Regions from separate parts of the Mus musculus genome. Here region 1 is linked to region 2. The links are chromatin loops, found by intact Hi-C in ENCODE. Cell type or tissue: gastrocnemius. All regions are shown on one strand. Links, peaks and the distances in the headings refer to the core of each region. The heading gives the core; the rest is flanking DNA. Region 1 holds the start of Gtsf1l (gametocyte specific factor 1-like). Region 2 has its middle 9.8 kb from the start of Srsf6.

Region 1 (15,506 bases), core at 2,736-10,735, 170 kb before region 2:
GAGCGAGCAGAAGTTCTAAATTCAATTCCCAACAACCAGATGAAGGCTCACAACCGTCTGTACAGCTATAGTGTGTACTCATATACATAAAAAAATAAATAAATCTTTAAAAAGAAAATTCAAGGTACCATGTATGTGTCCTGCACACACACGTGCACATGCCCCTGCCTAAGTCACAAAAGTACTTAAGTGGTGGGCAGGAGGATTGATCTTATTTTTTATTTATGTGATTGAGTGATTGTATATATCACATATGCACTGTCTTGGGTGCTGGGAATCGAACTCAGGGTTTTTTTGTTGTTGTTTTTGTTTTGGGTGTTTTGTTTTGTTTCTCTGTGTAGCCCTGGTTGTCCTGGAACTCACTCTGTAGACCAGGCTGGCCCCAAACTTAGAAATCCACCTGCCCCAGCCTCCTAAGTGCTGGGTTTAAAGGTGTAAGCCACCACTGCCCAACTAGGCAGGAGGATTGAAACCTGAGCAATTTGTCTGCTTCCTGAGCCATTATTGATAAGGGATTTGGAAAGAACTCATGCTGATTACAGAATTCAGCAAGAACTGGAGTGGCAAGCTCTAGAATAGGCCAGCCGGCAAACATCCGGCCTGTCCAGACTACTCAAATAAGTCCCAGCAACCAGCAGACACTATGTAAACCAGAGATCTGGAGAGGTTTCAAGATTTCACACTTTATTTACAAGAGCAGATCTGGATTCAGGCCACAGGTCATAGTTTATTGCTGCCTGACCTGGAAATGCAGATTCTTGAAGAGAGTCGTGCCTTGCCCCCTTTTTGGAAGAAAAATAACAAACAGAGACTTGGTCTAAAATGAGAGCGAAGCCCATAAGGTAGAGCTCCCAATATTGTTGTTTAGAGTTGCACTGTGTGTATGCGTTAATGTAGAACAACTGTAGTTTACTTCTGTGCTTCTTTATGAGTTATGTGACTATCAAGAATATGGTCTTTTTACCGACGCTCCGGTCCTGTAAGAAGCTCAAGGCTTAGTGAATGCAGTGCCTTTGTTGAGGACAGAAGAAGGCACCAGGGGGTGGGAGAGATGGCTCAGCAGTAAAGAGCACTGACTGCTCTTCCAGGGGCCCTGAGTTCAATTCCCAGCAACCACATGGTGGCTCATTACCATCTGTAATGCAGAGGGGGGGAGGAGGAGAAGGGGGAGGAGGAGGAGGGGAGGGAAGGGGAGGGGGAGGGGGAGGAGAAGGGGGAGGGGGAGGAGGAGGGGGAGGGGGAGGAGGAGGAGGAGGAGGAGGAGGAGGAGGAGGCATCTGAAACTGCAATGACAGTTGTGAGCTCCCTGGTATAAGTGCTGGGAAGAAAACTTGTATTCTCTGCAAAAGTGGTACTTTCCCTTAACTACTGAGCCACCTCTTCAGCCTTCAGGGACCTTTTTAGGTGCAAACCTAAAAGCAAAGACATAAGCAGAATGCCAGAGAATCCTAGGAGACCCTAGGCTCCACCCCTGGTACTACATGCTCCCTCCCCCCCGCCCCTCTCCCTCTCCCTCTCCCTTCTCTCTCCCCTCCCTTCTCTCTCATGCACACTCACGCACGCGCGCGCGCGCGCACACACACACACACACACACACACTCGCACTCACACTCACACACATACTAATAACAACATGACTCTTATCATCATCTTCCCAGCACTTGGGAGCAGGAGGTGGGAAGAATCAGAAGTTCTGAGCCCTCCAAGATACATCTGAGTGTAAGGCCAGACTGAGATACATGAGGCACTGCCTCAAATGAGAAACCACAAACTCGATTAGAATTAGGTGTAATTTGGACTTCAGTTCTGTCCTGTTCGGTACAAGTGGAACAGTCGTGGGAATCCCTACCCCCACCCTCACCCCCTGAGTAAGGAATGTTTCCCATGTCCAGCCAAGGTACCAAGAGCTCCGGCTTTACGGATCTAGGGTCGTGTCTCAATGTTTCTTTCCACCCAATAAGACTTTGGAAGGTGTCCCAGGGTAGCAGCTGAACTACAAGGTAAAGGAGAGCAAAACCGAAAGCAACGCTTGCAGGCTCATGCCCTTATGCCAATCTCTGCGAAGTAGAGAAGCTTGCCAAGATGGAGGAGGCTGGGATGTGGGTGAAAGCGGTCCCTGGCGCTGTAGAGGGCCTGAGTCCCTGGCGCGGCAGTGGTTCCTGGCGCCATATCACTACATGGCAATCGTCTTCTGGAGGAAGACACATCTATCTTACACTTTAGAGCAACAGAATTTGCCCTACAAAGGATTTTCCAAAGATAATAAACATTAAACTACTAAATAAAATGAGTTACCTGGCAATGTTGACACACATCTACAATCTCAGGGCTTAGCTTAGGAGGCTGAGGCAGGAGGATGGCCAGTTCAAGGTTAGCTTAAACTACATAACAGGATCCTCTCTCCCTCAAGCCAAAATGAATTTGTAAAAACTGGTCCACGGGCTTCAAACGCAGTTTTTAATCAATTCAGCTTATCAAGCTTTAAAGCACTGAAAGGGCAAACGTCTTGCTCTGTCTGCAGTGTGGCCCATTGTAAGAACAACCAGCGCCCTGAACACACAAACTGTAAACACCCAAATTATGAGCCAGTAGGGAAGGGCCGAGTACACGGCTCAGCGGGTAAAGTGCTTGCTGAACAAGCATCTGGACCTGAGTTCTGTCCCCAGCACCCACAGATGAAGCTGGACGTGGGCTCCCATAATACCAGTGCTGCGGCAGAGGCAGATCTATATTCATTACGTTTGAGTTTGGCTGATAAAACACTATGACCTGAAGGAAGGCTGCACCTCCTAAGCCTACCCTCACAGTGCCACCAAGTGAGGACTAAGTATTCAAATATCTGAGCTTAGAGGGGAGCCTTCTCATTTAAATCACCGCACCCCCTGTCTTCGTTAGGGTGTCTATTGATGCAGTGAAAATACCATGCTCAAAGCAAATTGGGGAGGAAAGGGTTTTTTCAGCTTAGACTTCTACTGTACTGTTCATCACTGGAGGAAGTCAGGACAGGAACTCAAACAGAATAGGAACCCGGTGGCAGGAGCTGATGCAGAAGCCATGGAGGGGTGCTGTTTACTGGCTTTCTCCTCATGGTTTGCTCAGCCTGCTTTCTTACAAAACTGGGGACCACTAGCCCAGGGGTGACCCCACCCACAATGTGCTGGACCCTGCCTCATTGATCACTAGTTAAGAAAATGCCCTACAGCTGGATCTCATAGGGGTATTTTCTCAACTGAGGTTCCTCCCTCATGACTCTAGCTAATTTGTGTCAAGTTAACATAAAGCCAGCCAGTACACCCTCAAAGTGTCACCAATGGGAACCAACTGTTCAAGTATCCGAGCTTATGGTAGACTGAGGGGAATTCTTGGTGGTTAAGGGCACTGGCTGCTCTTCCCAGGACGCTAGGTCAGTTCCCAACCACCTGTGACTGCAGTTCAAGAGTACCCAATGTCTCTCTTCTAGCCTCTGTGGGCACTGCTCCATGCACACCATGTAGTACAGACATACATGCAGCCAGTATACCCATCAATGTAAAAAAAAAAAATTTAAAGAATAAGAATTTTGCCGGGCATGGTGGTGCATGCCTTTAATCCCAGCACTCGGGAGGCAGAGGCAGGTGGATTTCTGAGTTCAAGGCCAGCCTGGTCTACAGAGTGAGTTCCAGGACAGCCAGGGCTACACAGAGAAACCTTGTCTCGGAAAAAAAAAAAAAAAAACCCAAACAAAAACAAAAACAAAAAACAAAAAAGTGAGAATTTTATAAATCCTATTATTTATATGAGTACACTGTAGCTGACTTCAGACACACCAGAAGAGGGCATCAGATTCCAATACAGATGGTTGTGAGCCACCATGTGGTTGCTGGGGATTGAACTCAGGACCTCTGGAAGAGCAGCCTGCGCCATCTCTCCAGCCCAATATAAAATTTTTTGTTTTGTTTTTGTTGTTTTTGAGACAGGGTTTCTCTGTGTAGCCCTGACTGTCCTGGAACTTACTTTGTAGACCAGGCTGGCCTCGAACTTAGAAATCCGCCTGCCTCTGACTCCTGAGTGCTGGGATTAGAGGCATGCGCCACAGAGAAACACTGTCTCGAAAAAAACAAAAACCAAAACCAAAAAAACAGTAAGCAGCAGGTTCACTGAGAAACTTTGTCTCACTTAAAAAAAAAAAAAAAAAAAAGATGGAGAGTGACAGAAGAAGATGCCCAATGCCATCCTGTAGCCTCTGCTCACACAGGCACACCCACACAAACGTGCACCCACATGTGCAACACACTCTCACAAAAGAGACAGCAGGGACATCTGGCAACAGATCTGTCACTGCAGAACAAACAGTGCCCAGATTGGAGGAAATTATAGTTTATCGCACAGGGTGTGCGTGGAAGCGGATATGATGGGCTCAGGTTAGTGAGTGTAGCACTAGGGTCCTCAGTGGGGGACGGGGGTCGGGGTGGGGGGAGAAAGAGGCAGAAGCAGCATTAGAGGAGAAGCAGCATTTGGCTGAACATGTTCCAAAACCAACACAAGATAGCCACACCCAGGTTCAAGAAGCTGAATACGTAAGTACAGGGTGTTACCAGTCTATTGGCAGCGTGAGCATGGGAGAGCTGATCTGAGGCAATAGCCAAGTCCGACAATTCATATTCTGAGGGTATTCTTTTAAGGTAAGCAAGGTCATATGAGTGCAGACTTATAGAGTCACAAGGGCAAGGTCAAATTAGCACAAGCTCTGCACGTTGTGCGTGCTAGAAAACATTATTCTGAACAATAGGGTAAGGTGATGGGTAATCTAAAGCGAAATCCACTCCTGGTCTTACACCTGGGAGGGGCACATGAGTGGTTCATGAATAAAGCTGTGTGAGATTCCTGGGACCTTGTGAGAAAACTCATGTGTTCCAAAAACAGAAAGAGAATGAGAGAGAAATCACTACCGAGCCGGGCCTGCTAATGAGGCTGAGCCAGAAGCAAGTTCAAATCCAGCCTGGAGGTTTTAGCAAAACTCTGTCTCAGACTCAAAAATGAAAAACATTTGAAGCCATAACTTGTATGGCAGAGTGCTTGCCTAGCTTATGCATGGCAGTGGGTCTGAGTCTCAGTGGCAAATGCACAAAAATAAAATAAAATAAAATAAATAACAGAAGAAAGAGAAATACCCAAATAAAAAGATTAGACTGTGGAAAAACCAACAATAAAATTTTGTAAGACAGACAGAAAATGAAGTAGACTACCTTCTAACAGGTTAAGGAAAGGCTTGGAGATATAGCTCATCAGTGAAGCTCTGGCCCCAGAAGCCAGAGGAGCCAAGCTCAGTCCCTGGAATCCAGGTGAAAAAGCCACGGGACATAGTAGTGCCTGCTTATTATCCCAGAGATGGGAGGTGGAGACGTGCTGGCCAGCCAACCCAGGCTAACCAGTGAGTGCCCTCCTGGTCAGTGAAAGACCCTTCCTCAAGGAGATGAAAAGTGTAGGTAATGCCTGCAATAGTCATCCGACTCCATATGTGTGTGCGAGCATACATGTGCACGCACACACACACATGCAAAATTGTGAGTGCCTGAGCTGGACCCTCAACTCCATGTAGAATGATTAAAAACTGGATTTAGCTCAAGGGATAAGAGGAAGTAACACAGCAAAAACACTATTCAGGAATCAGGGAGAGGAAGTTGCTGGAAGCTCAATGGTTAGAGCATTTGTTGTTCTTCAAGAGGACCCCGGTTCGATTCCCAGCACCCACATGGAGCATCACAACTATCTGTAACTCCAGTCCTACAAGATCCAACACCATCTCTGACCTCTGAGAGCACACTTGGACCACCTACATACACGCAAGCAAAGCAAAACACTCATAAACAAAACAATAAAATAACTCAATAAATAAATAAAAGTAGGTGCTAGAGAAGGGGGTCAGCAGTTAAGAGAACTTGGGGCTCATCCAGAGAAGTCACTTCGGGTTGTTGCAACCTCCTGTAACACCTTCTTCTGGCCTCTGAGGGTGCCACAGATAACACAGCATACACTTACACGGAGACACACATGAATCAAATAAATCTCTAAGGTCAAAAGAGGTGAAACAAGGATGTTATGGGACAAGCGGAGGCTGACCAGTCTATCAAGAGGAAGTCAGGAGGTTGAATTTGAATCGGAAGGACAGTGATTCCCCAAGCGGGTGTAAGAAGCAAGATAAGCCAGAAGGGCAAAGAGGCAGGGGCAGAACCTAGAGTCAAGGAGAGGCACAGAGTAGAAAGGGAAAGAAATCTCAACGACACAAAATGACAAGAGCGGGGAGGTCCAGAAGGCCCTTGAGTCAGAGTTAAGAAACTCTCTCTTCAGCCGGGCAGTGGTGGCGCACGCCTTTAATCCCACACTCGGGAGGCAGAGGCAGGGGGATCTCCAGCCTGGTCTACAGAGTGAGTTCCAGGACAGCCAGGGCTACACAGAGAAACCTTGTCTCAAAAAAACAAAACAAAACAAAACAAACAAACAAACAAACAAAACAATCCAACAAACAAACAAAAAAAAACAAGGTTAAGAAACTCTTCCTTCAGCAGCCCATTCCATCCTTATTTATGGAAGTCCTTGTTTTCTGACTCCTTTGAGAAGCACACATGCATGCAGGAGGCCACGGAGGCCAGAAGAGGGCACCAAGCTTCCCTAGAACTGGTGTAATAGACAATTGTGAGCTATCATGAGGGTTGGATCCGAACCACCATCCTCTGAAAGACCAGCAAGTGCTCTTAACTACTGAGTAATCTCTCCAGCCCTCTGTTGAGGTTTGATCTGTTGCTGTGTATCACAAAGTTAAATTCTGAACCCGAAGGTCCAGGCCTATGAGTGAGTGAGTTCTCCTGGTTACCAGCTTTTGTTGTGCAAACCTTGTTCCTTAAAACTATTGGCTAAGTAAAAATGGCTACAGCCAATTACTGGAGAGATTATAGGTAGGTGGATTTTGAGTTACCTGGCTGAGGGTGGAGACTTGAGAGGGAGAGAAGAGAGACCATGAGGGGAGAGAGAGAAGGCGCCATGAGAGGAGGGGACCCAGGAGAAACAGCAGGTATCTGGGGAACCCCCCGCTGGGGAGGTAGCCAGGCCAGCAGAAAAGCAGATTAGGGGTGACCCCCAGTAATTGTCAAAGCCGAATAAAATAACCATATTCTAAGTCTCATTTATGTGTGAGTTAGTTGGGGATAAGCTTACGTTAGTTGTACTACAGTCTTCCAAAATGTCTTTATAAAATCCTGACTCAGCTTCATAAATAATAGTAATAAAACCAGGTTTAAAATGCAGAGATTTGAGGATTTAGCTGGGTAGTAGAGTCTGGCAAGTGTAAGAGCTCGGGTTCGGTCTCCAGCACTAAAGGGAAGAGAGGGAGGGAGGGTGGATTAAAAGAAAGCTTCACCTGATCCAGAAAGGATAAAATAGTAACTTGAAATTCTGGTAAACCGAGGACCAGAGAAAGGTCTCAGTGGCTAAGAGTACTTGCTCTTCTGGCCGATGACCCAAGTTCAGTTCCCAGCACCTGCATGGTGGCCTACAGCTATCAACAACTCCAGTTCCAGCAGATCCAGAGCCCTCTTCCAGCCTCTACACACACACACACACACACACACACACACACACACACACACACAGAGCGCACTTGCACCCATGCAGGAAAAACACTCATACACAAAATAAAAAGCCAATTAGTAATTACAAATGGATACTTCAATTTGTAATTACTACGCAACTGGAAAATGTAGAGGCTGAGGAAGGGGTGGAAATATTTCTTTAACACTGTGTACTTAAAATAAGGAATGATACCCAGCATGCTGCGTGCTTGGAAACTGTAGCACGTGTGGACTGCAGCATGAGGATTTTTTTTTTAAGATTTATTTATTTTATGCATGTGAGTACACTGTAGCTGTACTGATGGTTGTGAGCCATCATGTGGTTTCTAGGAACGAAGATTGCTTGCTTTGCTTGGCCCCAGTCGCTCTGGCCCTGCTTCACTCCAGCCCAAAGATTTATCATAATAAATAAGTATGCCGGGCAGTGGTGGCGCACGCCTTTGAACCCAGTACTTGGGAGGCAGAGGCGGGCAGATTTCTGAGTTCGAGGCCAGCCTGGTCTACAGAGTGAGTTCCAGGACAACCAGAGCTACAGGGGAGGGGGGGGGGAGAGAAGAAGAGGATATAGCCTAGTTGACAGATAACTTGCCACAAATGCATGAGGCCCTGGACTTTGTCCCCAGCACCATCTAAACTAGATACGGAGACCCGCGTCTATAATCCCAGTTTATAAGGTGTGATTATATCCTCAGCCACATATCAAGGTCAAGGCCAACCTGTGCTACATGAGACCTTGCATCAAAAGAGAGAAGGGAGGGGGAAAGTAGAGGGACAAAAAAAGAAAAGGAGTCAGGAAGGCTCATGGGGTAGAAGTGCTTGCTGCCAAGCCTGATAACCTGGATTTGATCCTTCCTACAAGTCTTTCTCCGACTTCTAAGTGTACCCCCAATGTCACTCCTTACAAATAAACACATGATGTAAAAAAGATGTTTTTAAAAGACCACACAACCGACGCTGATGAATAAGGGGTTTGATTATGCTAATGAAGCCCGAAACTGCCAAGGGCCGGGTACGTGTCATAACTACATTTGAACAGCAGCTTTCCTCAAGCCACTTCCCCCACCCAGTGGACAGTCTGTCCCTGATGTCATAAGCTGCCCATTGTGACCACCTGTTCTGTCCTTTGACAACACAGGGTATCTTAGCGTCAAAGCATCATTATAACCTGCTAACTTCACCTCCTTGGAAGCTACTGTTTCGGGCTCTTGTACCTGCCTGAGTTAACGTCTCTGGTGGCTGTTTTCTGGCTTTCTCTGCATAGCGATTGCTGACAGAACGTGAGTGAGAATTTCACTCCAGAGACCCAAGAGCCAAAGCCTGGCAGAAGACAGCACAATCTTTCACAGGAAGAGGCTTTTCCTTTCGAGGTGTACCACGTACACTTTGGGCAGCAGGACACTTGGCTTCAAGTCAACTCCCGGATGGAGCCAGAATCCATAGAAATTTGTCCTTATAACCCTCACCACCGAATCCCGCTCAGCAGGTTCCAGTACCACCTGGCGTCATGCAGGAAGAAGAACCCCAAGAAAGCCAAAAAGATGGCCAGCTGTAAATACAACGCCTGCCACGTGGTTCCCATCAGAAAGCTGGCTGAACATGAAGCTACCTGTGTCAACAGGAGCTCCGTGGAGGAAGAGGACACATTAGGCCCTCTGCAAGTCAGCCTCCCACAGCCGCAGAACCAGGACACACTACAGGTTCGTTGGCTTTCCAACCCTGACATTTGGAATGTTGACGGCGCCAACTGTCACCCAATGTTCGTCCTTAAGAGTTTTGTTCCCCAAAAACTTGTTTGTGAAAGTGACATCCAAGAGTCACGGGGAGGAGACCAATGCCCAGAAGATCCTCAGACTAGGACCAGGAAGGCAAACTTCTAGCAGGAGGAAGAGGGCTCTCAAATGCGTGGATGGATCGCGCATCTCATCTGAATAAAAACCTGCAAAGTAACGGTCCGGGCTGTGCTGGTTGTTTTTAAAGGTTTAGAAAGAGCGGTGGAGGTGGGGTTTAGAACTGAGCTGAGAATGTAAATTGAACCACCTTCCATGGGGAACACTTAACAGTCGCTATGAAAATGCTCACTCAACGCACACAGGCTTTGATCAAGTCATTCGACATCTAAAACAGCATCCCGCACAGCCAGCCACACGCAGAAAATGGGGTTGAGTAAAAAGTTACTCCCGTGTTATTTATAGCAGCACTGAGGTACCCATAGGGAAGGCCTAACTAAGGAAACTATGTTGCAACTTTACAAAGGAGAGAAGATACCGTCAGGAACCGGTAGAGATGTGGAAAGCCTGACACTGCTACTTGGTTCTATAGCATTAAAACAGCCAGAGATAACACCTAAGGCAGTGTTGAAATAAAACTGTCTATACAAATAAGCAGCAGGCTGGATTTGGCTAGTGGGATGTAGATTGCCAACCCAAGTTTGATAAAAAGCAGGGGTGGGGGTGTCTACATTATAGCACTTTTGGGTACATTATAGCTATTTTACTGTGCCTGTCTGTGTTTGAGGCATACACAAGATACAATAGGATGTTTACCCTCAAGGAAGGACAATGAAATAACCAAGGGGTGGGGCAGCATCTCAATTCTCACCTGTGCATTTATGTGAAGGTATTTTCCTGGTTTTTGTTTTTATATGTGTATTAGCTAAAAAAACAAACAGGCTTTTAGTAAGTTCTTTTTGTTTTTCGGGGTTTAGAGGCAGGGGTCCTCTGTATAGCCCTGGCTGTCCTGGAACTCACTTTGTAGACCAGGCTAGCCTCGAACTCAGAAATCCACCTGCCTCTGCCTCCGGAGTGGTGGAATTAAAGGTGTGCGCCACCACGACCAGCCCTTGTTTTGTTTTTCAAGACAAGAGTTTTGGAACTCACACCGTACACCAGGCTAGCCTTGAACTCACCAAGATCCACCTGCCTCTGCCTCCCTAGTGCTGAGATTAAAGGTGTTCCCAGCTGCTGCCACCCAGTGGGTTTTCTATAGGTTCTTTTTACAACCTTCCTTTTTAAAGATTTGCTTATTTTATATATGTAAGCACACTGTAACTGTCTTCAGACATACTAGAAGAGGACTTAGGATCCCATTACAGATGGTTATGAGCCATCATGTGGTTGCTGGGAATTTAACTCAGGACCTCTGGAAGAGCAGTCAGTGCTCATAACCTCTGAGCCACATCTCCAACCCCTAGGGTCTTACTCTTGTGTACATCTTGGGGGAAGGAGGGTGAAGTTTTGAGAATTCAATACACACTCACAGTAATTTTCAAGTAGAAAGTTTAAGACCAGGTGAAGCTTGAAGAATCTAATGGCCTCTGCACAGGCTGGTTCGGGCTAAGTCCCAGCTCTGTCACCATCTGATGCTGGTTTGGGCTAAGTCCCAGCTCTGTCACCATCAGATGCTGGGTTCACAGGTTTCCATCAGTTGTTCAGGAGTAAAAAGCTGCTCGTGCTTGTAAAAAGGACTGAGTAGTTGAGCAAATTCAAACCAGGGAACCTTTCTTTTGTTTTTTGTAGACAGGGTTTCTCTGTGTAGCCCCACTGTCCGGGAACTCATGCTATAGACCAGGCTGGCCTCGAAACCGGCCTGCCTGGGAACCTTTCCCTCAAGGCTAACAATAATGGTATGGTTCAGCCATCCAAGCCACTCCTCCAGGCAAAGTCTCACTGACAAACCCAGGTCCCAGCCATCAGCTGTTGCCTGGGCCTGCTTCAGTCCCTTCAAAAGAACTGGGGAAATGCATTCGGCTACACAACAAACTACTGCCTCTTCTGTCACAGCTAGTGTAGGTTCTGTCAGGTGAGGTCGAGTCCCTTAGGGCACTCCCTAGCCTGAGTGTGCGCTTTAATCCTCCCCAACCTCCAGAGCCTGTCTCCCCATCTTCACCTTGGGGCTGTGATAGACACAGGCTATCATTTGGATCTTGCTGGCCCAACCCTCTCCAACCTTCAGAGGGTGAAGTTTTGAGAGTTCCTACTCAGTCCCGTTTTGCTCTCAGCTCAGTACATCAGTCTAAGAAACACCAACTATGGATGGATACCACTGATGGCGGCTACAAAGATTTAGCACAGCTGAGGTCCCTTCCAGCTCATCCGCAGCACAAGTGTCTCTCCTAGGCTAGTTCATCAGCACAGCCAAAGTTCCAGGGGACAGGGCTCCTCTTGAAAGCCTTTAGACCTGTATTTCTGGGCAACAGCAGGCAGCCATGACACTCCAGAGTCTTGGTGGGAACCTTTGGAAAGAAGGCAGTTCAGGCCTCTTCCCCAAGAAAGCAGAAAAAGGAGGAGTCAGACACTACAATGTGTTACTCTTTATTGTCAACTTGGCTGACCAGAAGACACATTTGGGTGTGTCTGCGAGGAAATTCCAGGTTTAAAAGAGCCACCCTAATAATGCAGGTGGCAGCACCCATGGAGAGATCCTAGACGGCAGGAAAGCCAGGTGGGCACCAGCAGCCTCTATCCTCTGCTTGACAGCCTCACCCCACCCTACCCACGCCTTTCCTAGCACAGACCACACACCAATGAGTGTAGCTACTCTAAGTTGCCTTAGTCATACTGAGAAAACAAGTAGGGGTGAGGCAGATGCAGCTCAGTGAGCATGGGGCTCAGGAGGCTGTAGGATGAGGCAGAGTGGGATAGTAGAGTCCACCTCCTGCATCCTTTGCATAAGAGCAGGAAAGTGTCTAGACTCTGGTGTGCTAACTTGGTCATGTCTTCAGATGTTGTCTCTTGCCCTGTTGGAGAGGGTTTGCCTCATCTCCCTTACAAACAGGACTAAGTATAGGGCTCCCATATGATCCCCAACCCAAGGACACCCAGGCAAGGCTACTGAAAACACTTCCTGATCTAGACTTTAGGCTCAGCATCTCCCTTTTCAAGTTTGAGACTGATCACCAGCTATGGGCCACACTCTACCCACTGATTCCTAGGGAGGTAACAGCCGAGGCAACTGCTGCCACCAACTCATGATACAGAATCCAGGGGCTGGGCAGCCTTCTGCACATTGGCTAGAGTTGAAAGGTCTGCCAGCCCTCTATTAATGGTCTTACCTAAGGGCTGGCTCAACTTAAGGCAGCCGCTCCTTGGAAGATGGCCCAAGCCAAGTGCGTTATGACTCTGATGCATTAAGGCCAAGGTGAATGCAGCGCTCCAACAAGTTCTCAGAACCCATCTTCATCCACTCATACATAGTTCTTGGGAGCTTTGCAGAGATACTCACAGGGCAAAGCTGTACCCAGTGACAAAGGTCTACATGTCAGGAAAAGGCCATCGAGGCACTTCAGGACTCAGAGGGCAGAGTCGGGGCGGCAGAGGGAGAATGGCATTTTATTGTGGGGACAGTGTACCAACAGGAGACGAGGAAAGGCGCACCCCTAGCCACACCCCCATCCTAAGCAGGAGTCTGAGATGAGGCCAGACTGGATGAGAGCCTGGGAGACCCTGATAGGGTTCCTTCTAGCATTGGGTAGAGGACAGGCAGGCCCAGGAGTGGGACCTTGTTCTATTAGCACCAGGAACTTCCCAAAGCTAGACTCAGGGAAGGGGTATTACCACGTGACTTCTGCCACCTAAGTAGTTTGAGGGGCTGGCAGAAGACATCCTGAAGCTGGTCACTTAATGTGACTTTAACCTTACCCCACACCCTACCCCTGTAAACATGAGAGCCGGCTCTTGCCATTCAAGTCCCTCAGGACAGAATGAGGGTCCGAGATGTGTGGCTGGACTTCAGGCGGCTCAGGAGCTGCCGGGCTTTCTCCTGCATGAAGAGCTGGTCTTTGGTGCCCCCACAGGCCACCGTCTTCCAGGCATGGGTCATCTGAGAGGAGGTGAGAGGGTTAGCTCTGTATAAACCCTAGTGGTCCTGACTAAAGAGCGGGGACGCTTCTAGGACCCCTCCCTCTTGCCAGCCTGTGCTCCATTTTCCTGGTGGATCCAGGGAAAACAGGCCCCATCCTTGGGCTTTAACAGTAAAGCAGGAGGCTGGGACAGGAAAGTAGGGGCAGATCCCAAGGAGCCAGTCAAGCATATGAAGGCACTGGGAAGCAAGACCCAGGCCAGCTCTGTTAGAACAGACAATATCCTAGTGACAGTTAAGTCCAGACCTCAGGAAGGAAATGAGGCTGGGGCATCTCTCCAGTGAGGTCAGGAATGGCTTCCTGTAGGAAGTAGCGTTTGGGCTAAGACTGTAAAAGTTAAGTCAATGAGGCAAGCAGCCACAGGAACTCACAAGTCAGGCCCTGGGGGTGAAAGGGCGGGCAGTGGGACCTGTTTACTGCACTCACAGGGGCAGGGGTTGGAATGTGGCTCCGAGTCTTCTGGGCGGCCACCACCTTCTCGGGTTTGGCCTGTAGGAAACCCTGGTTGAGCAGGCTGTTACCCTCTTTGCTACCTGGCGAGGTGAAGCCACAGGAGCTGGGTGTGACACTGGTTGGCTGAAATCAAAACCGAGTTAAGTCACCACTTTGCCACACGATCTTTGCAAGGAGGAACAAAACAAAACAAACAAAAAAACATAACAAAACCAACACAACCTGGCACCCCCCCTGGCTGCGGCGATCCGATTCGGAGCAGGACGTACCTCTCCAAGGCCCAGGTCCCTTTATGATCCGGAAGTCTAGAGGAGCCCCCTTAATCTTTTTGCTTAAAGAATTAAAGGAGCAGCCGAGCTGCCCACCTCAGTGCCCAGCAATGCCAGCTCCTATCACATGAGGATCCAGCTTCCTGCTCTAGAAACGCCCGAGCGCTCCCGGCTCTGCTCAGTACTGCCTTTCCTAAGGTCCTAACTGAGGCTGGGGACACAGGCTAACTACTTCCCACGACCATCTGTCCACAGCAGAGCTCATGCCCACAGTGGGTGGGTGAGGCCCTGGGCTCAACCCCTAGTACTGCTTAAAAAAAAAAAAAGGACTCTAAGTAGCCAAAGGTCTGACTGAAGTGAGCAAGTCCCCAGTCTTACAGGCTTCCCTGGTCAAACGCTTTTCTAGAAGGACACAGGACACAACCCTACTTGCAAGATATGTTTAGCAATTCATATCCTTCATTCATGCTCCCCCGACCCCACTATTCCCTGTACTGGGGCCAGGGCTGGAGGAAACTCCAATCCCAAGTCCAAGAGAGCGCAGCCTGGCCTACAGAAGGGTTTCTTGTGAAGCTCCGTCCCTCAGGCAGAAGGGACAAATAGGTACCATACATATCTGTATCTACGGTCTAGGATGGCCTCCAGGCTCCCTCGGTATCTCAAGTACCTGTCATACAGGCGTTCAAAGCATCCCAGTCCTATCTCCCCTCCCCTAAACTCCAGCCCCCCCCCCCCCCCCCCAGCAACACACACACCCTGGCCTCCCCGCAGCTCCTCATCCTTAGGACACTGCCATGCTCACCATGGTTTCTCTTTCTTCACCTGCCATTCTCCCCACACTCACACTCCCCTGGCTACATCTAGCCTGCTGTTCATGTTCAGTCAGCTTTCTCTCTCTGCCCTGGACTCCAGATGCCCCTCAGGGCTGCTCTCATTAAGTACTAAAAACCTCCCCCTTAACTATATCACAGAACGGCCATGTCACCAGTTTAGTGAAACCAGGCCACATCCCATCAGCTGCAAGGGACCAGCCTCACAGCATTTTGCTCTTGTTTGTTTGTTTTTGGAGACAGGGTTTCTCTGTGTAGTCCTGGCTGTCCTGGAACTCACTCTGTAGACCAGGCTGGCCTTGAACTCAGAAATCCGCCTGCCTCTTCCTTCCAAGTGCTGGGTTTAAAAAGGGATGCGCCACCATTGCCCGGCGCATCTGGCTCTTAAAGGCAGTGACTTCTATGCCCAGAAGAGCAAGGCTGACCTACAGACCAGACAGACAGCAGCCACTTGGGGTTATGCCTCAGCCATAGGATGTGCTTGGGGGCACAC
Region 2 (15,506 bases), core at 2,904-10,903:
GCATCTGACTGATGGCCCATCCATGCCATCAGTCTGATAGATAGATCTCTGAGGCTTGTCTGCGGGAGATTTGTGTAAACGGTGCCAAGCCAGTCCAAACCCTCATTTAAAATCTTCTGAGCCAGGTGCGGTGGTGCACACCTGTAACACCAGCAGATCAGACTTCCGGGCAAGAGGATCAGTCAACTGAGCAAGGCGCTGGGGATATGGTTCAATGGTTTGCTGCCGAAGACCTGACCTGGGTACCTAGAATGAAATTCAAGTATCTCACAAACACCTATAACTCTAGTTGCAGGGGGGAATCCAATGCCTCTGGCTTTTGTGGACCTCCGCACACATAAGTACATACCTCTAAACACATACACACTTTTAGATAAATATATATATTTATTTATCTCCAAATTGCCCCCAGAACTTGGGAGGCAGAGACAGGGGGAATCTCTGTGAGTTCAAAGCCAGCCTGGGCTACATACTGAGACCCTGTCTCAAACAAATATCCCTGGGTAAAATAAAACTTTCAGAACATCTGCAGGAGATCCATTTAGAGCCGGGCTCTCAGTCTCCACGTTGCTGGCCCCTGGGTCAGATGGTTTTTTTGTCACGGGTGATCCTCTGTGCTGTGGGACACTCAACAGACTCCCTGAGCTCTATCCATGTAAGTGCCAGTGGTCTACTCCCATATCCAATGTGACTGAAAAAAAAAATGTGGTAAGCCTTCAGAAAGTGACAGCAGCTGCTGAGGGACAGTGTAGAAGAACCACTTTAAGCTTATTCTAACTAGCTTACAAATAAATGAGACTCAGACTGTGGCCATTTTATTTGGCTTTGACTGCTTACTGGTGGGTAATCACTAGTTTCCTCTTCTGACTGCTGGCCTGGCTGGCTCCCCAGTGGTGTGCCCCAGATACTTGCTGTTTCTCCTGGCCATGTGCTCATGGTTCTCCCCTCCTGGCCACTTCTTCTCTTCTCCCAATCTCTCCTCCAACCACATCACCCAAAACCACCCACCTCTAGTTCCTCCAGGAATTGGCAGTAGCCAATTTTATTTAACCAATAGTTTTAAACCAAGGAACAAGGTTTGCACAACAACAGCTTGTAAACCGGAGAAGTCACTCCCAGGCATAGGCCTTCAGCTATAGAATTTAGCATTATAATACATAGCAAAATGTTGGGAGCTGATTCCTAGCAGAAAGCAGCTATCATCTCTGCAGCCACCTCAGGCTATTTACTTACAGGTGGGTACTTTTCCACCCTGCTTGTTTTCCTAGCACGATGTTTTTGCAAGCAGCTCACACCACAGCTGAACACACTCTGATAACAACCTGATCTTCTCAGACACAGCCTGGACTTGTGGCTTAGTGCCCCCAGCTGCAAGGCACTTGTGGCTAAGCTACAGTCCTCAATTTGTGCTTATAAACCCATAGTTGCCTTCCAATAAATGAGACTTGAGACTTGATCAGATAGCCTGTCTTGTCTCCATTCTTCTCGTCACTTGCCCCTCCATCCCCACTCTCTCTCTCTTACAGACCCTGTTGACTGACCTGTGGGCCAGGTCAGCAATAGAGCAAATATCAACACACAGAACTGCTCCTTTTGAGAACTGGTCCTTATGTGAGAGGTCGGGACCTCCTTAGTGTTTGTGTGGCTAAGGATTAATCAGTTTGCTTTCTTTCTTTCTTTCTTTCTTTCTTTCTTTCTTTCTTTCTCCCTCTCCCCTCCCTCCCTCCCTCCCCCTCCCTCCTTTCTTTCTTTCTTTCTTTCTTTCTTTCTTTCTTTCTTTCTCCCTCTCCCCTCCCTCCCTCCCTCCCCCTCCCTTCTTTCTTTCTTTCTTTCTTTCTTTCTTTCTTTCTTTCTTTCTTTTTTTGGTTTTTCAAGACAGGGTTCCTCTGTATAGCCCTGGCTGTCCTGGAACTCACTTTGTAGACCAGGCTGGCCTCGAACTCAGAAATCTGCCTGCCCCTGCCTCCCAAGTGCTGGGATCAAAGGCGTGCACCACCACACCCAGTTTAACCAGAGTTTTCAACGAGATGTTACTAGACATTGAGGTGGTAGCTCCTAAGGGCCGGCATATGTTGAATTAGCCAAATATTTTATGTCATCTGAGTGACATGCTGTTGTCATACTAAACACACAAATCTGAACCTACAGCACCCAAGCCCATCCCGGGAAAAATGCTTCTAGTACGAATTTGTAAACAAATTCTGTCGGTGCTACACAGGAAAGTGTGAGGGACGAGAGAGACAAGTCTGTGTGTTGTTATAAGGTGGAAAAACTCCGGAGAGGATGCGCTGCAGACCAGACCTGAGCGTTGCGTCCTGAGGATTAGATTAATTTTTCTATACAATTTGTCTGATGCTGGGAACTGAACCCATTCGTGGTGGTTTAAATATATTTGGCCCAGGAAGTAGCACACTAGGAGGTGTGGCCTTGTTGGAGGAGGTGTGTCACTGTGGGGGTGGGCTTTCAGACCTTACTTGCCTAAGGACAGTCTGTTCCTAGCATCCTTTGGATGAAGATGTAGAACTCTCAGCTCCTTCACCACCATGCCTGCCTGGATGTTGCTGTGCTTTCTGCCATGATGATAATAGATTGACACTTTGAACCTGTAAGCCAGCCTCAATTAAATGTTGTCCTTTATAAGCGTTGTCTTGGTCATGGTATCTCTTCACAGCAATGGAAACCCTAACAAAGACACAATACCAGGAAAGTGCTCTTCCACCAAGATCTACCCTCAGCATCAACTCCTATGTACAGGTTTTGTTTCCTTCCTAAGACAGGGTTTCTCCATGTAAACCTGACTGTCCTGGAACTCACTCTGTAGAGCAGGCTGGCCTCAAACTCAGAGATCCACCTGCCTCTGCCTCCTGAGTCCTGGGATTAAAGGCGTGCACCACCATTACAGGTCTCTTCAGACTGCATAAATCTTTCGCCCTTAAATATGTATACTTATTTTTCTTTAAGATTTATTTATTTTGCCAGGCGTGGTGGCGTACGCTTTTGATCCCAGCACTCGGGAGGCAGAGGCAGGCAGTTTTCTGAGTTTGAGGCCAGCCTGGTCTACAAAGTGAGTTCCAGGACAGCAAGGGCTATACAGAGGAACCCTGTCTTGAAAAAACAAAAAACAAAAAACAAAAGATTTATTTAATTAATTTTATTTTATGTATATGAAAACACTGTAGCTGTCTTCAGACACACCAGAAGAGGGCATCGGACCCTGTTACAGATGGTTGTGAGTCACCATGTGGTTGCTGGGAATTGAACTCAGGACCTCTGGAAGAGCAGTCAGTGCTCTTAACCACTGAGCCATCTCTCCAGCCCCCTATGTATACTTAAGGCACTGTAACAAAGTACCAGCAAGTCAGTGGCTTAAAGCATCACAAATGTGTCATCTTCAGGTATGAAGGTCAGAAGTCTCCATGGTTTTCTGGGCAAAAACAAAGGAGACAGTAAGACCTTCTGGAGGCCCCAGGGCGAGAATCTATTCCTTTCTCCTTCTCCAGTGTGTAGAGGTTGTTTGTGTTCTCAGGCTTGTTGATTCTGCCTTTTTCAAAGCCATTAACTTGGTGGGCTCTGTGACCCGGATCACTCAGATCACTCGGACTTCGATCCCAGCTTCCATGGCCACATGTCCCTCTCTGAGCCAGTGCTCTTCCTGCCTCTATGTGGACCCCAGTGGGCTCATCTGCATATATCAAGACAAGCTCCCTACTTCAAGCTAAAAGGCCTTTTCTCTGCAAAATCCCTTTTGCTATGGAGGGTGACATTCCACGTTCTAGGATTTAGGATGTGGGGATCTTTAAGGGAGGGAACATTCTGCTTACCACGGAAACTCTGAGATTTGAGTCAAATTCAGGAAAAACAAACAAACAACAAACCTTAGGGAGTTGTGGTTGAGAAGGTAGAAAAACTGGGAGCTGGAGAGATGGCTCAGAGGTTAAGAGAACTGTCTGCTCTTTCAGAGGTCCTGAGTTCAGATCCCCGCAACCACATGGTGGCTTATAAACATCGGTAATGAGATCTGGTGCCCTTTTCTGGCCTTCGGGCATATGTATATGTGCTGAATACATAATAAATAAAAAATTTAAAAAGAAGGTAGAAAAACAGCAGGACAATCCAGAATGGGTGTCAGAGAAAGTAGAGACGGGAAGGATTTTAAAAAACTAAGTTCATAAACCTTTCACTCAGCAACCCCACCCCTGAAAGTCTGCGTGACAACAGTCCACGGAAGCTTGTTCCAGCTCTGGAATACTCTTGATTCAAAAGAACACAGGACATACATTTCCCAAATGGGGGTTGTGTGATCTATTTTTAGCATGGAGGATTCAATTGTGCACATGTCCCTGCAAACTAGGGCCTTAGCTCAACTGGCCCTCTATTTATTTTATAAATAAAGCTTTATTGGCATGCAGCTACATCCATTCACTTATACAGGGTCATAGCTTCTGTGATGGATACTCCTGGTTGTCAACCTGACTACATCTGGAATGAACTACAATCCAGAAATGCAGGGCACACCTGTGATTCAGATCTTGAGGCTGGAAGGCACAGGCTTCTGACTGCGATCTTGTCTTGGGATAACAAACGCGTTTGATCTAGATTTTGAGGCAGAGTGGCCAAGAAAGGCTTAGGTCCAGGCAAGGTAGTACATACCTCTAATCCTAGGACTGAGGCAAGCTGATCTCTGAGATCAAGGCCAGCCAAGTTCCAAATCCAGACATGGTGATACACACCCTTAATGTGACGGCTGAAGGCCTATATAAGGACATTGAAAGAAGAAGACTCACTCTTCTCTCCAGCCCATGGAAGACTCACTCTACTTCACCTGCTCACACTTACTTGCCGGCACATCCGTTGGAACCCACTACTTGAGGATTCCAGCTTACACAGAAGACCAGCTGAAACTACTAGCCCCGTGGGACCGAGCTACTACTAGACTCCTGGACTTCCTGTTCACAGCTACCCATTGTTGGGTTAGTTGGACTGCAGACTGTAACTCATTACAATAAATTCCCTTAATAAATAGAGACAGCCCATAAATTCCGAGACTTTAGAGAACCCTGACTAATACGGCTTCTCTCAAGTTGTAAAAGTGTCAGTAGTTATTGTGTTGGCAAGTTGCAACAAAGACGGTCTGATCTGAACAACTTAAAGACACCATTTAATTAAATTAATCACATTGGGGCCAGGATCTCACTATGTAGCCCTGGCTGGCCTGGAACTTGCTGTGCAGAACAGGCTAACGTTAGACTCAGAGAGATACATCTGCCTCTGTTTCTCAGTTGCTGGAAATAAAGGTGTGTGTACCACCAAGTCCCACTTTATTATTTTTTCAAAGAATTCTTAAGTGTGTGTGTGTCTCTGTCTTCTATGTGTGTGCCTGTATTTCTCTGTCTCTGTCTCTGTCTCTGTGTGTGTGTGTGTGTCTCTGTTTTCTATATGTGTGCCTGTCTCTGTCTCTCTGTCTCTGTCTCTCTTTTTCCCCCTCTCTCTGTGTTTTACATCTGCCTTCAGGGAATGGAACTCCTTCATGCCTTGAGCATGCTAGACTAGCACTCTACTCGGCCCTCAACTACCTTTTAACAGTAGCTGGGCAGCTCTTATATACAGTCACACCCCATCCGGTCTCACAGCCTTCCTTTCCTACCTTATTCTATCAGCTTTTCCTTTGAATGTGTCAAACATATACCTATAGCTCCCTCTCATTGAACAGTTCTCTGTTTCTGAAACATACTTTCTTAAGACCTGCACCCCGGCCTTCTACTTTCTGCTCCAAGTTACCAGAGGAACCTCTTCCACCCATGCATCCTCCCTGCACTCTGTACCTCCCCCCCTCCCCGTCCCCTCCCTCATCCCCTTCCTGCCCCAGGCTGTGTATTCTCTTCTCTGTTTTCTTCTTGTGGAGGCACCCTGTGAGGTCTCAGCGAGTGGGGTGGGACTCCATTCTGCGCTTGTTCAGAACCCAGGACATGGAGATCTGCAGAAAAGTCTTGCATGTCCATGGTTTTCTGGGGATATAGGAGTGGGAGGAGATTTTCCAGCTTCTCTCTGTGGCTCGCTGTTGCTGCTGCCCAGACTCATTGCAAGCACCACCCTGGAAGGAGGGATAAGGGTTTGCAGGAGCAGCCTCTCTCCTCCCCTTTCCCTTCCACCAAAACACACCTGAACAGAAAATTCAGGTTTGGCGAGGAAGTCGTGGAACACTCAGACATATTTGGGAGTGTATATTTTTACAGTTACTTTGGGAAAGTGCATCTAGTGCCTTCTGCTACTGCAAGCTGGAAGTGACCACGCCAAGAGGAGCCATTCCACACCTGGCAGACAGAAATAAGTTCACAGGCTTGCAAGGCAAAGCAATGGAAATACGGAACAGCATTATGGGTAAGCCTCCCTCAAGCTAGAAACCAGGCAGATGCCACCCTCCGCCCACCATACAGTGGAGGATTGAACTGCTGAATAGTCGCACTATGGCACAAACAAGTCACCTGCCAGACTGATCAGGGCGCTGGAGGTGGGGAAGTTGCCTTGGTGTGGGAGGGGCTAGAGGAGGCCTGCAGGGTTTCTGGGGTCCTGGTCCTGGCTGGATGAACTGATTACACAAGTCAGTTCTACTCATGAACATCTGTCTTGTGGTGTCTTGTGATCTGAGCATTTTGCATCTTGTGTGTAGGTGTGTGCGTTTTAATGGAAAACTTAAAATATGTAATCTCAAAGAAAATTTGCAGTCTGGATGTGGTAGCTAGTGCCTGTGATCTCAACTCTTAGGAGGCCGAGTCAGGATTATCCCAGGAGTGTGAGACCAGCCTGGACTACACAGTGAGTTTCAGGCAGCTTGGATACAGAGTAAAGTTGTTAAAAACAAAACCAAACAAAACCAAAAAAATGAACGAACACAAATTACCTGTGCTGGAGCTCTTTGGGTTGTTCTGGGGACCAACTCTTACTGGGGGGACTTTGTTTATAGTGTCTGATCACTTCACTAATGTCAATTTATCTGAATCAATCGTTTGTTTTGTTTTTCTATTTCCAGACAGGAAGACTGGCTCTGAACATGTGCATTTGTCGCCACCAAGTGGCTGTATGTGTGACTTGCAGTGGTAGAGAAATTACAGAAATGGGGTTTCTGAGTCACAGAGTTCTGAAGTTCTGAAATGGAAATCTAGTTGTCAGGATCTCATAGTAGCCGAGGATTTCATACCATTACTTGAAAGCTCATTTTTCTATCTTTCATCGTAAATTATTCTTTATGCGAATAAAGCCCTGCCTCCAGTTGTGACCTCTGTGGGTCCTACTGTGCACAAAGCTGTGTATCTAAAATACCACATGTTTCCCACAAATGGGTCTTCCAGATGTTTGCGGTCAGCACTCTGGCCCTCTTTTAAACGTCCTTTCTTTCTCGCTGTCCCCCAACGGTTTCTCCTATGATAAGATTTTAAGTCCTTTTTGCTACCTTGGCTGCTATCACTGAAGTGTGGCATCTCTGATGTGACCCTCAGACCTCAACTCCCCTACACTATGTGGGTGTGACTGCATCTTCTGTAGTTATATTGTTCACTACTCTGAGCCACTAACCAGTGTAGGTGGCAGCTGGTGCCAAATGCTTCACTTGGTCCAACAGTTGCTCGATGACCCAAACAGGGATTAAGATGCCCCCTGAGTAGCTGACTGTAGCCCAGAAGGTTCTCTTTAGAGTTTGAGCTGATCGGGTGGCAGGGTTAGAGGCAGGCATGCATGCGTAGTAGACTCAGGAGTGCTGTTCAGGTTCAGGGATGACGGATTGGCAGAGAGGCTGAAGAAGAACATCTTTGTTGGTCACACATCCAGGGAAGACCAGGAAGGCATGAGAGAAATGAGAACACTCTAACTCTAACAAAAGTGACTTAGAGGAGGAAAGGGTTAATTTCACCTCGTGGGTCACAGTCTATCATTGAGGGAAATCAAGACAAGAACTCAAAGGAGGCTTGCTTGCCTTCCCATATGACATTATTTCTTTATGTGTGTGAGTTTTGTGTGTGTATGTGTGTCTGTTCTCTGTGTGTTTGGAGGTCAGAGGACAACTCTCAGAAATCAGTTCTTCCCTTCCACCATATGGGTTCCAGGGATCGAAATCAGGTCATTAGGCCTGGTTAAAAGTCTTCCTCCACACTGAGCCATATCTCTGGTTCCCACAACATTATTCTGATCAAGGAACCCACTTCACAGTCAAAAGTACGGCACGGTGGAGGATGTTGCTTGCTAGCTGGCGTGCAGGCTCATGCCTGGCTAGTTTCTTAGACAATCCAGGGCTACCTACTCAGGGAATGGTGCTTCCCACAGTGGGCTGGGCCCTGCTGAATCCATTAACCATCAAGACAAACCCTCACAGATATATATCCCCCGGGCAGTTCCTCAACTGTGACTCTATTCTCAGATGACTCTAGGCTGTGTCAAGTTGACAGGTAAAGCTAACCGGGAGAGGCAGCGTCATGCTGTGTCTGATGTTGACTGCAGCATCCTGTCTTCCTAGCACTCATTTGGAAGCCCTTGCCCAAGGTTATAAAAGTAGTAAACAATTACTGGGCACAGAACACTCTCCGGTAGAGCTGCCTGTAGGTTGGGCAGGGAACTCTGGGGATGGAACTTCCCTGACTTATTTATTGCCCATCTTGGGGTAGGTTTCTTGGTAATGGAGCAGATGTTGAATCACACATGGTGTTGCAAGCCAGCCTTCCCCTATGCTTCTGTAAATAAACTAAGCTAGATTTGGATGGAGTTGTGTCTTTGGTTGGCCATTGGTGCCCTGTCTGGGGCGAATAGACATTTTTCATGTCTCTCCGTGAGAAATCACACAACAGCAGGTGATGAATAGATCTTGTGAGAGATGGATTAGCAAGGATGGATGGACCGACCAGGGAAGATTTTATTTCTCTCTTTGGGTGGGGTGAGGGAGGGAAATGTCGCTTCCCTTTTATTCTCTTCTGGTGACAGCATGGATATAATAGAGAATGTTTACTGAAGGAAGATAGCAACGCGGGACATTGGAAGAAAATCCCTCTGGAGTCCAAATCCACTCCCAGTGTCCTCGATCTGTCCTCTGGGCTTAAAATAAGACTTACTGTGTAAGGTGGTGCAGGCATTCATAGAGATCACAGTTCAAGAACACACATGCTGAGAAATACTTTCTGCAGAGAAGAGTGAGTCAATCGCTTTCTTCTGTGATTCTTTAACTCGGTGGCCTTTAAACCGTAGTTTCTCTGTACAGAAGGCCATTTCTTATCTCTTCCAATCTGCACAGGCAGCTCTCTCTGGCCCCTCTGGGGCTCTGGGAAGAGATAGGGGAGGGCACCAGGAGAAGAAGTGTATGAAGAGGGTAAGGGGACAGTCATGCTCCCTGCTCTGAATTCAGGGCCAGGCTGACAGTAACTGCAAACAATCAGCCATTGCCCCGAGGGAGGGTTCCGAGTTGGCTGTAAAGAATTAATGGCCAGGAAAGGTGTCTGCCAATTGTTTTTCCACCCAAGGTGCAGAGATTACAGACATTCAGTAGCGCCCATCTCAGATCCAGGCTGGCTCCTGGTGCTGGCTGGCAATCAACCCCAGAGACAAGCATCTCTGCAGAGTGTTAGGAGTCAGAGTCTCGAGTCTTTCCGGAGGGAGCTCCCGAGTAGATGCCAAGATCCGCAGCGCCTCTTCTTTGAACCTTTTCCCAACCATTAAAAAAAAAAAAAAAAAAAAAAAAAAAGGTCCCACGCTCCTTTGGCTTGTGGTCTTTCCCTTTCCTGATGGGCTTCCGGCGTCTCTCCTTCCCCACTGATTTTATTTTTCTGTTTCCAAATCATATCTGCCTGCCTGCCTTGTCGAAGCCGTATCAGAGGCGGGAAATCTCTTCTTGGCTGGCCCGATGGTTCCCCAAAGAGCCAACCAAGCCAGTGGTGGCACAGAAGACACACATCAGATTGGAGCTGGTTGCTGGGAAAAACTACAGGTGGTGTGTATGTGGCCGAAGCAAGAATCAGCCCTTCTGTGATGGCTCCCACTTCTTCCAGCGTACTGGCCTTTCTCCACTCAAGTTCAAGGTCCAAGAGACACGCACAGTGGCCCTATGTACCTGCAAGGCCACTCGGCGGCCCCCTTACTGTGACGGTACCCACAAGAGTGAGCAGGTACAGAAAGCAGAAGTAGGTTCCCCACTCTGAGGGGATACTGTGACTCCAGGCAGTAATGCTGAGCCACACATGGAAGGGAACCTCCAAGGACCCCATCTTGTTAGCAATTGTACCCTGAAAAACCTGTATTCTCCTGTTGGGCAGCTGAGAGCCAGGTCCAGCATCCGGTAAAGCTGTCAATAAACACTGAGGCCTGCCCTCTAAAAAAAAAAAAAAAAAAAAAAAAAAAGGAGTCAGAGTCTCTCCTTTTAGGGTATGCTCAAAGCCCATGGTTTTCAAATAAAGCTAACTGGGTTGCTCTTTAGTGGTCCATTAAAGAGACCAGATCTCCTGTCCCGGTCCGACTCCTCCAATGCTCCCCTGGCTTCAGTATCATCTGGGACTGCAGAGTAGATGCAGCAAGAGCATCAGTGATAGCAGTGACATTACGGGGTGACAACAGTCACCAAGGTTACAGGGATAGCAGTCACTGTTCACTGCTTCTCACTTTGTCTCTAACTTTATCAGCTGTGCCCCTGGAGATGTTAGTAGTGAGGCCTGAGGGCTGGAAGAGGGAGGTCTTGGGGGGGGGGGAGCACACAATTGTTCTGGGCTGGCACAATGACTTCCTTCACATGGGGCAATGACATCAGCGTGGATAATGGTTGCCACCTTACTGGCCAGCAGCATGTCCCTGTTTCAGGGAGGCCCTCCGGGGTGGAGAAATGCTCTCCTGCTCCTAGATACAGGGTAACAATTTCTCCAGAGCTGGTTTTTTTTTTCCCCCAGATGCCCTATGCTGCACTGTATGCTATGGCTGAGCTGGCTAATCTCAACTGTAAATTTGACAAGATCAAGGATCACCCATGAGATGAGCCTCTGGGCACACTTCTCATTGGTTACCTAGATTAAGGTTAAGTTCTGAGAACATTTGTAAGGATTAACATCTGTAAGGATCACATTAATTGATGTGGGCAGGCCAGACCATTGTGGGCGGAACCATTCCCTCCACTTGGGTTCTGGAAAGCATAAAAAGGAGAAGTCCAGCCAAACGTAACACTTCCATTCCTCTCTGCTTCCTGACTACAGATGCAGTGTGAGCAGCTCCCTCAAGCTCCTGCCGCTGTGATTTCCCCACCATGGTGGACTGTAAGCTGCAACTGTGAGGTGAACCCTTCTCCCTTGAGTTGCCTTTGTCTGAGTACTTTCTCACAGCAACAAGAATGTAACCAGCATAATGGTATTCTTTGTGTGTGTGTGTGTGTGTGTGTGTGTGTGTGTGTGTGTGTGTGTGTGTGTGTGTGTTTCGAGACAGGGTTTCTCTGTGTAGCCCTGGCTGTCCTGGAACTCACTTTGTAGACTAGGCTGGCCTCAAACTCAGAACTCCTCCTGCCTCTGCCTCCCAAGTGCTGGGATTAAAGGCGTGTGCCACCACCGCCCGGCTGCACAATGGTATTTTTGCCTCACGAGCACCAAAGCCTTTCCTGTAGGAACATGCAGATCTGCTGCATCTGTCGGGAGCACGCACTGTCTGCCCCAACAGTGAAGCATTTTGGGGTAAGCTTCCATAGGTTGGATGGTCTTAAGGAAGTAGTTGTATTTCTAGCTGCCCCCTGCCCCGCCTCCCATCATTGTTAAACCCTGCTTGGAAATCATGACTGTGTTAGTAATCACCAAACAGGGTGGATTAAAGACGATGTCGGGTTAATTAGGGTGGCTTGCAAGAGGCAAAATATTCCTTTTCCCCCCCTCCACAGAGAGAGAAGAAGGCCAGGCATGTAAAGGATAGATGAATGTCTTGGTTTGGATTGTTCTGGAAGTAGATCCTGAGAGTAGGGATTCAAGCACATTCGGAGATCTTGGAAGTGCCCCAAGAAACCTGTAGGTTATGGCAGTAAGATGGAGAGGGGACCCAGCATGTGGGTGTGTTATCAAAGCCACTTACACTGCTGGTAACTGAAATCTCACCTGGGAACTCTGGGAAAAGAATCGTGGAATTATATCTGGAAATCCTCCCATGTGAGGGACAAGGAAGACGAGACACTTATAGACTACGTCTCCAGCGTCATTGGTTGAAGACAATTTCAGGGATGTTCATCACCCTCTCCTTCTGATCGATTTCACTTGGTGGTCAAGAGAGTCCACACACAGGGAATGCATGGTTGATGGCTGGTGTGCCCTTACTCGGCTTGAAGGTCAACTCTTGTCCAGGCACAGAGCACCTGTGATCTCACTTTATCTGCCTGCGTATCCACGGCTGAATCTTGGTTGATCTCTCTCCCAAGACCTATTCTTCAGCACCAAGACTGAATAGGTTAACTCAATAGCTTACCTCAGGGCAAAATTTAAGAAGGCACCGAAACAAATACACAAACCCCACCAACAACCTAGCAATCAAATAGATTTTAATGCAATATGGAAAAAAGAAAAGAAACAATACAAAAAAGCAACAGCAACAAACCTCATGATGAACAAACTATTAAAAGTTTTAATCAACGGGATCAGTGACCTTGCTGAGCTGAACCATATTGGAGCCTGAGGCAAAGGAAAAATCACTTTTACTGATTGTGTGCCTGATAGATTGCTATGTACACTCTAACTTTTACAACGTTGTTGCATTAAAGCGTCTTGATTACTAACCTCTTCCCCCCATCCTCATGTCTTAGTCTGATTTCTTTTCTTATAACGGAATTTACCCACAGACTGGGTAATCCACAAAGAATAGAGGTCTATTTAGTTGATCGTTCTGGAGATTGACTTCAAGAGCACAGCACCCACGTCTGGCAGGGGCCTCGGAGCTGTTAGTGAGCATCTGCAGCGTCACGAGGTGGGGCAGGGCATCTTTAAGTGAAGGAGCTCAGAAGAGACCGCTAAATTGGACACATTCTTGCGGTGACCAGCCCACTTGTCTGACGAGCTACAGATTGCCTCGCCTTGGCAGTCAAAAATGGCTTCTTGCCCTTTCCTATAAGCTCAGTTGCATCTACTTCCACCAGGACTCCCAGCAGACACCAGTGGCTACTTCTGTGACTCTCTTTCCTTCATGTCTCAGAATCCTCCCACATCTGTATACATTCTTGTCCCAACACAGACCTCTTTCATCCCTTTGGGCTTGTAGAATTGACGATTTTTTTTTTTTTTTAAATTAAACTCTGTATTGCAGCCTTTTCTCTGCGCGGTGGCTTGGGAAACCCCGTGGCATAGCCTTAGAGCTTCAGCTGTGTGGAGCACTCCCTGGCTTTTTTATCCCTTCGCTGGTGGTTTTCTAGCTCCCCACCTTCCAACATTGGCACCAGGCCTACGGGAGGTGTCCCCAAGGGATTCAGGCAAACGCCTTTCTCCTGGCCACGCGTTCTCACAGTCTTTCCGTTGTTTCACCATCTTCTTGTGGGTGGGATACATTCCTGATCTCGCTAAATCTCACCTCATGGCTGCTTACTAGAAACTCTAGGCTCGTACCTCCAAGCTCTGCCCTTAATATGGAAAGGGAAAGTTTTGGAATCAAGCGAGGCTGGTATGTTTTGTTTTGTTTTTGAGACAGGCTTTCTGTATGTGGCCCTGGTTCTCTTGGAGCTCACTCTGTAGACCAGGCTGCCTCCCGAGTGCTGGGATTAAAGGCTTACAGCAGGTCAGCTTTTAAAGCTGCGCTCTCTAGACAGACTCCAAGCTGAGATATGGCCTCTTGATGTTGCGGTGTGTGTGTGTGTGTGTACCTATACTTCTCTTAAACGTGGAAGAGGGCAGGGGGAGATGAAGCTCTTGCGGCACGCTCTTGAGGGCCTGAGTGCAGTTCCCAGCAGCCACAGTAAGAATTCCTCAAGGTGATATGTGCCTGCAATCCCAGTTCTGCCCAGGCGGTAGGCAGGAGAACCCCTGGGGCTCGCTGGAGAGTCAGTCTAGCTGAATCAGTGAACTCTGGGTTCAGCGAGAGACCATGTCTCAAAAAATAAGGTGGAGAGCGATTGCAGAATACATGTGACATTGACTTCTGGCTTCTGCACGCCCCCACCCCTAACCCCCAATACACCGTGGCAGACATTCATGCACACAATAGAGCAAAGGCTGGTGAGGAGAGGGGACACAGAGCATGGTAAGTCATAGGGATGGAAAATGAGGGAACCTGCTTGACAGTTTCAGAAACATATCTCGGGGCTGAAGTGATGGCCGAGCAGTTAGTTACAGGTGTGCCCTGCTTTTGCAGAGGACTCAAGTGCAGTGTACCATGCTAGGCTTACAACCTCCAATAACTCCAACTCCAGGGCATTCTGTCACCTCTGGCCTCTTTGGGCACATTTACATATCACCACACATCAAATACATAATATAAAAAAACAAACTGTGGACGCAAATTCCTTGCTGAATTTTGTTACAGCACCAAGGAAAGGGGCTAATACAGGACTGGCCTTCTCCCAGAATTGGAGTGTGAGTGAAAATGCAGAGTCATTTCTGCAGTCATGTTTGTCACAGCTTCTCATTTTTAGTGGAAATAACAGGAACACAGGGTTTTCAATCTTATGCTTTGGATGTTTGGGGCTGGGTAATTCTGGCTTGGGTAGTGCGAATGTCCTGTGTGTTCTAGGGTGCTTGGCTACATTTACCCACTAGATGCCAGTAGCAAGCCCAGTTATGAAACCCAAAAGGTCTTTAGACTTCACCAAGTGTTTCCAGGTGGTAAAGTGACATCTTTCCTCACCTTCCCCTAGAAACAGCCCCAGCAGTGTCTGCCTTATATCATTGTTGGCGGTGTGAGTGAGACAGGCCCTGTGAGGGGCTTATGGTTATTGCTGGAATAGATTAAAGACTTAAGCTGCATGCATAAAATTTATTCATTTTATCACACTGAGCACCAAAGGGATTTGGTGTGTGTGTGTGTGTGTGTGTGTGTGTGTGTGTGTGTGTGTGTCACACGGGGGTACAGGCAAGAGTCCAGGAGAAGCCACTCTGGTACCATTGGTGTGCAGCAGTTACCTTGTCCACACTTCTAGATGATTCTGATGGTTCCATTTTCAGGAACTAGGCAAACAAGTTGTTAAACATAGCTGTCCTTGAACTTGGCAGAAGCGATGTAGGAGTATTCACAGTCAGAGAATTGGCAAAGGCAGCTAGCAGAGCTGTAGTTTTAGAAGCTGCCTGGCTAGTGCTTGCACTCTCTCCTCTCCCCTCTCCTTTTCTCTCCTCTTCTCTTTGTGACAGAGTCTCATGTAGCTTGGGCTGGCCATGAGTTCCTGATCCTCCTGCCTCAGCCTCCTGAGTACTGGGACCACAGGTGTGCACCGCCATGCCTGGCTGATGTCCTAATTAATTCATGAAATAACAAGATGCAGGGGTAGGTCTATTGACCACTGGCATATTTTGAAATAGTGATAAACATGATAATAGGTGCGG

What was found. Peaks named below come from ENCODE experiments on the same cell type or tissue, not always from the same donor. Only the 100,000 strongest peaks of a DNase experiment are listed, where the experiment ranks them.
Region 1: a loop joins it to region 2, with 2.2 times the contacts of the local background. A loop is called at or near these places in 10 of 42 quality-filtered maps.

Annotation. Positions count from the first base shown.
Region 1 is chr2:163,081,081-163,096,586 of GRCm38, reverse strand. Gtsf1l (gametocyte specific factor 1-like) reads left to right here and starts at 6,986. Exons shown (of 2, transcript NM_026630.2): 1 at 6,986-7,048; 2 at 8,740-9,556. The coding sequence starts at 9,026. The coding sequence ends at 9,481. It overlaps Mybl2 (myeloblastosis oncogene-like 2), which reads right to left. Exons shown (of 14, transcript NM_008652.2): 13 at 13,888-14,037; 14 at 11,900-13,421. The coding sequence ends at 13,293. In gastrocnemius, for the core only: a CTCF peak has its summit at 6,622 (motif pointing right); a DNase peak (open chromatin) is centred at 9,088.
Region 2 is chr2:162,913,937-162,929,442 of GRCm38, reverse strand. It overlaps the pseudogene Cisd3b. Among named protein-coding and RNA genes, the nearest start is that of Srsf6, 9.8 kb to the left of the region's middle. In gastrocnemius, for the core only: a CTCF peak has its summit at 7,069 (motif pointing left); a DNase peak (open chromatin) is centred at 7,067.